Regions from separate parts of the Homo sapiens genome. Here region 2 is linked to region 1. A link is an interaction called in ENCODE POLR2A ChIA-PET data of the cell type or tissue named here. Cell type or tissue: Panc1. All regions are shown on one strand.

The links. Peaks named below come from ENCODE experiments on the same cell type or tissue, not always from the same donor. Only the 100,000 strongest peaks of a DNase experiment are listed, where the experiment ranks them.
Region 2: POLR2A ChIA-PET joins it to region 1 with 9 read pairs; 7 of 35 experiments call an interaction of 5 or more read pairs at or near these places.

The regions. Positions count from the first base shown.
Region 1 is chr15:41,635,495-41,639,494 of GRCh38, forward strand. It overlaps a transcript of MGA not described here. Among named protein-coding and RNA genes, the nearest start is that of MGA, 23 kb to the right of the region's middle. In Panc1, no CTCF peak of the experiment used is centred here; no DNase peak of the experiment used is centred here; H3K27ac peaks cover 722 bases.
Region 2 is chr15:41,753,291-41,757,290 of GRCh38, forward strand. MGA (MAX dimerization protein MGA) reads left to right here. Exons shown (of 24, transcript NM_001400225.1): 18 at 1,147-1,277. Among named protein-coding and RNA genes, the nearest start is that of MAPKBP1, 19 kb to the right of the region's middle. In Panc1, no CTCF peak of the experiment used is centred here; no DNase peak of the experiment used is centred here.

The DNA of each region.
Region 1 (4,000 bases):
AGCCCAGGCAACATAGTGAGACCCCCCCCCTCCTATAAAAAATTTTAAAAAATTAGCTGAGTACGATGGCATGTGCCTGTGGGCCCAGGTACGTGGGAGGCTGAGGTGAGTGGATTGCCTGAGCCTGGAAGGTCAAGGCTGCAGGGAGCCATGATCCTGTCACTGCACTCCAGCCTGGGTAACAGAGTGGGTGTCTCAGAAAAAAGAAGGACTACATTAAGACTAAATCCCAGCTACAAATACATTCATGTGCCACATAATGATATTTTGGTCAATGATGGACTGCATATACTGTGGTGGTCCCATAAGGTTAATGGAGCTGAAAAATTTCTGTTGCATAGTGATAGGGTAGCTGTTTTAACGTTGTGGCACAATGCATTTACTCTTGTTTATAGTGATACTGGTGTAAACAAACCTGTGCTGCCAGTTGTATAAAAATATAGCAGGTACAATTACATATAGTATATAATAATTAAAACTTTATAAAATTCAGTACTAGATGATACTGCAATAACATACAGTACATAATATATAGTGGATATACATATATTACATAGTTCATAATAAGCTGTGTTACTGGAGTATGCATTTACTATACTATACTTTATTATTTTATTTTCCTGCAAATACCTCATCTACTACTTGAGTTTAATTTTTTTTTATAGACAGGGTTTCACTCTGTCACCCAGGCTGGAGTGCAGTGGGGTGATTGAAGCTCACTGTAGCCTCCAACTCCTGGGCCCAAGCAATTCTCCCATCTCAACCTCTTGACCATGCCAGACTAAATTTTTTATTTTATTTTATTTTATTTTTTTTGAGATGGAGTCTCGCTCTGTTGCCCAGGCTGGAGTGCAGTGGCACAGTCTCGACTCACTGCAACCCCCGCCCCCCAGGTTCAAGCGTTTCTTCTGCCTCAGCCTCCCCAGTAGCTGGGATTACAGGTGCCTGCCACCATGCTTGGCTAATTTTTTTTTTTTTTTTTTTGAGATGGAGCCTTGCTCTGTTGCCCAGGCTGGAGTACAGTGGCGGGATCTCGGCTCACTGCAACCTCCACCTCCTGGGTTGAAGTGATTTCTGGCTTATTTTTTGTGTGTGTTTTTAGTAGAGACAGGGTTTCACCGTGTTAGCCACAGTGGTCTTGAACTCCCGACCTCAAGTGACCTGTCCTCCTCAACCTCCCAAAGTGCTGGGATTACAGGCCTGAGCCACCATACCCAGCCTAATTTTTGTATTTTTAGTAGAGATGGGGTTTCACCATTTTGGCCAGGCTGGTGTCAAACTCCTGACCTCAGGAAATCCACCTACCTCAGCCTCCCAAAGTGCCGGGATTACAAGCGTGAGCCACCACACCTGGCCTGTGGTGTTTTATATCAGGGATTTGAGCATCCATGGATTTTGGTATCTGCAAGGGTGTCCTGGAACCAGTCCCCATAAATAATGAGACAACTGTGTATCTCAAAGGTGACACCGTAAAGGGAGATGATCATGATCTGGAAACTTTGATAGAAAGGCAAGAGAATGACAATCATATCTTGCTCTGGGGGCGGGGGTGGTAAAGGTCGTAGTAAAGAGAGAAATGTGAGAAAATACTTGAAGGAGGACAGCCAGGGTTAAGTCAAGGTAAATAAGTGGAAGGACCATTGTTCAGAAAGATTGAGGAAGCCTGAGATTTGGTATGATAAGAGTGAGTATTGTTTTGGGCATAGTGGAAAGATTTGGGCAGTGACAGTGTGGAAAGAACCAGGGTTGAGGACCTACAGATTAGGAAGATAGGTCATGGTTCGTATCATATTGCCTTTGTCTTTGGTGACCTGGGATTATAGAGATCAGAGGGAATGTTGGAAGTTATTGATTGACTTAATTGTCTGGACTTTGCAAGTTGTTTTGGTACTGAAACTGGTTTAAAGATTCAAATAGTATATTACTTGATCTCATAGAGGTGGTAAATCCTTTTTATAAAGTTAGCGTCAAAGGCAACAAAGACTGTATTCTGGGTGAGGGGTTGAATAAGCAGAGTTGAAATCACTTGTTAGGTAAAGGCTCCCAGAAGGAATGTGGTGAAAAGCCGATTGTGTCCAACGACTCCTGTGATGCTTATAGAGGGGCTATAAAGTTCCCCCAGGTTGAGGGGAATGTGGTGACAGGGTTCATTTTAGAATAGAGTGATTATCAGTTTAAAATTGAATGGCTTGTGGATATATGCTAGAAGGAACCAGAAATGAATATCTGTTAGGATACTGGGATATGGGTTACAATTTTTTTTTTTTTGAGGCAGAGTCTTGTTCTGTTGCTCAGGCTGGAGTGCAATGGCGTGATCTCTGCTCACTGCGACCTCCGCCTCCCGGCTTCAAGAGATTCTCCTGCCTCAGCCTTCTGAGTAGCTGGGATTACAGGTGCCTGCCACCCCATCTGGCTAATTTTTGTATTTTTAGTAGAGACGGGGTTTCGTTGGCCAGGCTGGTCTCGAACTCAGGTGGTCCACCGCCTCGGCCTCCCAAAGTACTGGGATTACAGACGTGAGCCACTACTGTGCCCAGCTTTTTTTTTTTTTTTTTTTTTTTTTTTTGGGACACAGTCTTGCTCTGTCGCCCAGGCTGGAGTGCAGTGGTGAGATCTCGGCTCATTGCAACCTCCGCCTCCTGGGTTCAAGCAATTCTCTTGCCTCAGTCTCCTGAATAGCTGGAACTATAGGTGTGCGCTGCCATGCCCGGCTAATTTTTGTATTTTCAGTAGAGACGGGGTTTCGTCATGTTGGTCAGGCTGGTCTCGAACTCCTGACTTCAGGTGATCCGCCTGTCTCGGCCTCCCAAAGTGCTGGGATTATGGGCATGTGCCTGGCCAGATATGGGTTAATTTTTAATTTTAAAATATGCTAGAATTTTTTTTTTTTTGAGACAATCTTGCTCTGTCACCCAGGCTGGAGTGCAGTGTCATGATCATATCTCACTGCAGCCTCTAACTCCTGGGCTCAGGAGATCCTCCTGCCTTAGCCTTCTGAGTAGCTGGGACCACAGGCATGTACCACCACACTCAGTTAATTTTTAAAGTTTTTTTTGTAGACGGGGTCTTCCTATGTTTCCCAGGGGTCTTGCTTGTCTTGAACTCCTGGGCTTAAGTTATCCTCCAACCTTGGCCTCTCAAAGTGTTGGGATAACAGGTGTGAGCTATTTTACCTGGCCTTTCTTTTCTTTTTCTTTTTTTTTTTTTTTTTTTTGAGACAGGGTCTTTCTCTCTTGCCCAAGCTGGAGTGCAGTGGTGTGATCTTGGCTCACTGCAACCTCTGCCTCCTGAGTTTGAGTGATTCTCCTACCTCAGCCTCCCTATTAGCTGAGACTACAGGCGCGTGCCACCATGCCTGCGCCACCATGCCTGCTAATTTTTTGTTGTTGTATTTTTGGTAGAGATGGGGTTTTGCCTTATTGCCCAGGCTGGTCTTGCACTCTTGGGATCAAGTGATCCACCTGTCTTGGCCTCCCAAAGTGCTAGGATTACAGGTGTGAGCCACCACACCTGACCTTTTTTTGATGGGGGTCTCACTGTGTTGCCCAGGCTGGACTTGAACTCCAGGTCTCAAGTGATCTCACATCTCAGCCCTTTCAGCATGAGAATTTGTCCTTCTCTTCCTGGTTGGGGATCATAATGTCTTCTTTTTTTCCCCTCTTGTTATACTATTCTTGTCCCATCCCACTTCTGACTTCACCCTTTTCTTTTGTGTGTTTTTCCTTGTCTTATGGTTTCTTCTCTTGTGTGGCTCTACTATTTTATGGCCCCTTCTCTGGCAATGTTTTAGTTTCTATTCTTGATTCCAGCTCCGTGAGTCTTTTCCTCCCACTTTCCATTCAGTTGAGAGGGAATAAGAGAGTACATTTTTACATTTAAGTCAGAGAATGTTTGTCATTCCTATTTAACTAAACTCTCATAGCACTCTTTCCTCACAAGCTGATGGTTAATTCATAGAACCTTTAGGTCTGTTGGATCCCCCTATCTAATTAGCTCGGCA
Region 2 (4,000 bases), 120 kb after region 1:
TCCCAACTACTCGGGAGGCTGAAGCAGGAGAATCGTTTGAATCCCGGGAGGTGGGCTCATTTACTATGTTTCTGGCATAGTAAACACTTTTTTTTTTTTTTTGAGGGGGCACAGAAATGTTGCAAGCAAATACTATTTGTAAAGGTGGACTTAAAAAGATCTGCTTATCCTATATATCCACATAACTCTAGTGTTACATAAAATATTTAGCAAGTTTCTGTGACAGGTGCTCAGTAAACACTTTGACTCCTTTTTTGGTATAATAAGGAAATACAGCAATCGTGGGCTTTTTTGAAACCTGAAATTCCTTACAAGCTCTCATTTTGTGGTTTTGAGAGAGTTGCAGGACTAGGCTGTATCCTATTTCTATACCTGCCTGTGTATGCTAATGTGTGTTGATTTGTGGGCATCTGATAGGATGTTGGTCATGAAGCCCCCTTAAAGTGGCACTTGAATTTTTCTCCTTTCTATATTTCTTTCACCAAATTTTATTTTACTGTTATTTAATCTTAAGATTTATGAAACCTTAATATATCTGTGCCTGAATTTTGTCCACTAGAAATAACACTGAAGCATCAGTGCAGTCCTTTGAGGATGCTGTTAAGTTTAATTATGTCTGTTTATTTATTTTTTATTTAATTTGTTTTGAGACAGTCTTACTCTTGTCTCCCAGGCTGGTGTGCAGTGGTGCAGTCTTGGGTCACTGCAGCCTCGAACTCCTGGCCTCAAGCAATCCTCCCACCTCAGGTTTCCGAGTAGCTGTAATTATAGGCGAGCACCACCATGTCTGGCTAATTTTTGTATTTTTTGTAGAGACAGGGTTTTGCCATGTTGCCCAGGCTGGTTTTGCACTCCTGAGCTCAAAACGATCCACCTGCCTGGGCCTCCCAAAGTGCTGGATTATAGGTGTGAGCCACCACGGCTCACATATATATATGACTTATAGTTCTTGATTGTTAATTCTAATGATATGTTATCTTTCTGTCTTAATTCCTTATTATGACTAACAATCTTAGGATTATCAGTACTCATGATATAACATGAATGTCTGGCATTAGTTGGTTTTATAAGGGGAACAAACATTTGAAAAGTTTAGGTGTGCTTGCCACTCAATACATTATTTACTTTTATAATGATGTATTTCAGAATAACTGTGTAGAATACATTGAGGATGATGAGGAGCACGTGGACATTGAGACTGTAGAAGAGCTCTCAGAGGAAATTAATGTTGCTCACCTGAAGACCACAGCGGCCCACACACAGTCATTCAAACAGCCGTAAGTCTTATTTCTCTTTGGATTGTTGTTTTTGTAGTTTTGTAACCAGAAACAAAATGAGATGTTCTGTTCAGGAGCTCTGGGTAACTCATCTGGTTCCTTCTTCCTCTAGCTTTTTTTCTGATTAGTATAGATGAGGAGAGGAACTAGAATTTGGGTAATTAATTTTCTTTGGTCGTTGGTAGGAGGCAGTGTGTAAATGTGAATAACATGCTTTTGGAGCCCGATAGACTGGTATTATAAAATATTAGTTTTGCTAGTTTGTAGGTATTTAACCTTGGGCAAATCTTTAATCTCTCTGAACCTCAGATTCTTTACCTATGAAATGAGGAAAATGCCCCCATTTGAAGTGTTAAATGAGGTAGTATGTGCAACTAGCATAATAACTGATATAAGTGGACTACTCAACAAAGGTTAGTTTCTTTTATCATTTAAGAATAGGCATTACATTCTAAATTTGGTTACTTTACTAGTTGAACAGGTGAGATACAGGTAGGAAAATTTTTCTTCCTGTTTCACTGGTGAGATGAAAATATGAAAGGAATGATGACTTGCTCAGGAAAATTTATTTCATTTTCTGTTTTAGTAAGCCTTATATTGATTATGGATTGGGCTGTGAGAAAGAGTAGAGAAGGAAGATATTTTGTGCCAGACATTGTACTTTTCCTGTCATCTCATTAACTACGATGATATGAAAGTAGCTATGAGTTGAGAAAGAATAATTCTTCGTTCCTACTGATGCTGAGAAAGTTGAAGGAGTAGAAAGTAGGACTAATAGTTTTCTTCAGTCCGGAGCTGTTTGCAGGCTACTTCAGTTACCTACTGGCTAAACTTGAAAGAATTTAAATCCCTTAAAAACTTAATTAGACTTAATGAGTTTAGTCTGGGATAATGAGTTCTGTATACTAAAACTGAGTTTGTAAACAATGGCAACAAACAAAAACTCTAAAAAATATTTGCAATAGTAACAGGAAAAATGCCGTGTGAGAACATTCTCTGACAAGCTGTGTAAGACTTTTCTTACAAAATTGTATTGAAAGACGAAGAGGAATTCAACAAATGGAGAGAGATAACATGTTAATGGATTGCAATAGTAAAGGGCCAAGAATAACCAACACACAGCACAAACACTGTAAGGGAACAGATTAAAATAAAAAATTAAAGATTTAGGCTGGGCGTGGTGGCTCACGCCTGTAATTCCAGCACTTTGGGAGGCCGAGGTGGGTGGATCACCTGAATTCAGGAGTTCAAGACCAGGCGGGCCAACATGGCGAAACCCTGTCTCTACTAAAAATATGCAAATTAGCCGGGCTTGTTGGCACACGCCTGTAGTCCCAGCTACTCGGGAGGCTAAGGCAGGAGGATTGCTTGAACCTGGGAGGTGGAGGTTGCAGTGAGCTGAGACTGTGCCACTGTACTCCAGCCTGAGACACAGTGAGACTCCATCTCAAAAAAAAAAATTAAAGATTTAATTAGATTTGTTTAAATTAATTGTTTAAATTTAATTAAAAATACAAGTTAAAAGAATTGAAAAATTCTGTCAGAACACCGTGAAAACAGTGAAAAGCCAAACTCAGATATGAAGAAAGTGTTTGCCATACGTATTAACTAACAAAGGATTAGTGTCAAGGGTATAAAAAAATTGTTACAAGTCAGTAAGAAAAAGATGACCCAGTAGAAAAGTAATGGATATTAGAGACAGTTGACAGAAGAAGAAGAAACCTAAAAGCCCAGCAAACACATGTACATTTGTTCAGCCTCACAAGTAATTAAGGAAATACAGATAAAACCACAGTGACTTTACCAATTCACACCCATAAGACTTCAAAAGTGGAGATTTCTGGTGGTACAGTTATCTAGGTGTGGAGCAATGGGAACTCGCATACTGCAAGTGGGAGTGTACATTGTTATTACCAGTTTAACAGTTACTGAAGTTGAAGGTGTGCATATCTTTCCTCTGCTCCTATGCCCCAGAAAAATTTTCACAAGGGGTCGTGTATGGGACTGTCCATTGCAGCATTGTTTGCTATTATGAAGATTTAGAAACAACCTAAATAACTACTAACATTCTGAAAAAAAAATTCGGGGAAATTCACATTGTGGAATACTATATAACTATATAACAATTAAAACAATTGGAATTGGAACTCTGCGTATCAACATATCTCAGGTGTAATTTATTTGTACTTTTATTTTCGATATTTTTTGTAGAGACGGAGTCTTGCTATGTTGGCCAGGCTAATTTTGAACTCCTGGCCTCAACCAGTCCTCGTGCCTTGGCCTCCTAAAGTTCTGGGATTACAGGCATTAGCTACTGTGCCTGGCCTTCAGGTGGAATATTGAATGAAACAAATGAGTTGCAGAAAGATATAGTATAGTATATAATATTTAAAGTGGTACTTTTTTTGTTTAGATATATATATATATATTTCTAGTAAGACTTACAAAAGTGTGCATGGTAAACTCTGTCTTAGAATGGTTACTTTTGAGAAGGAAGGAAGGGAATGTGATTGAGTAGACTGCACATAGAACCTTCTGTATTTTTGAGATGTATTATTTCTCAAGCTAGATGGTTCATATGTGGGTGTTCATTATACGCTTGGTCCTCCTTCACGGATGGGAAGACCAAGTTTATAATGGAAAAGCATGTATCCACAAATATAGAAAGCATGTATTTGTGGATTCACCCAACTGTGGATTGGAAATACTTGGAAGAAGAAAAA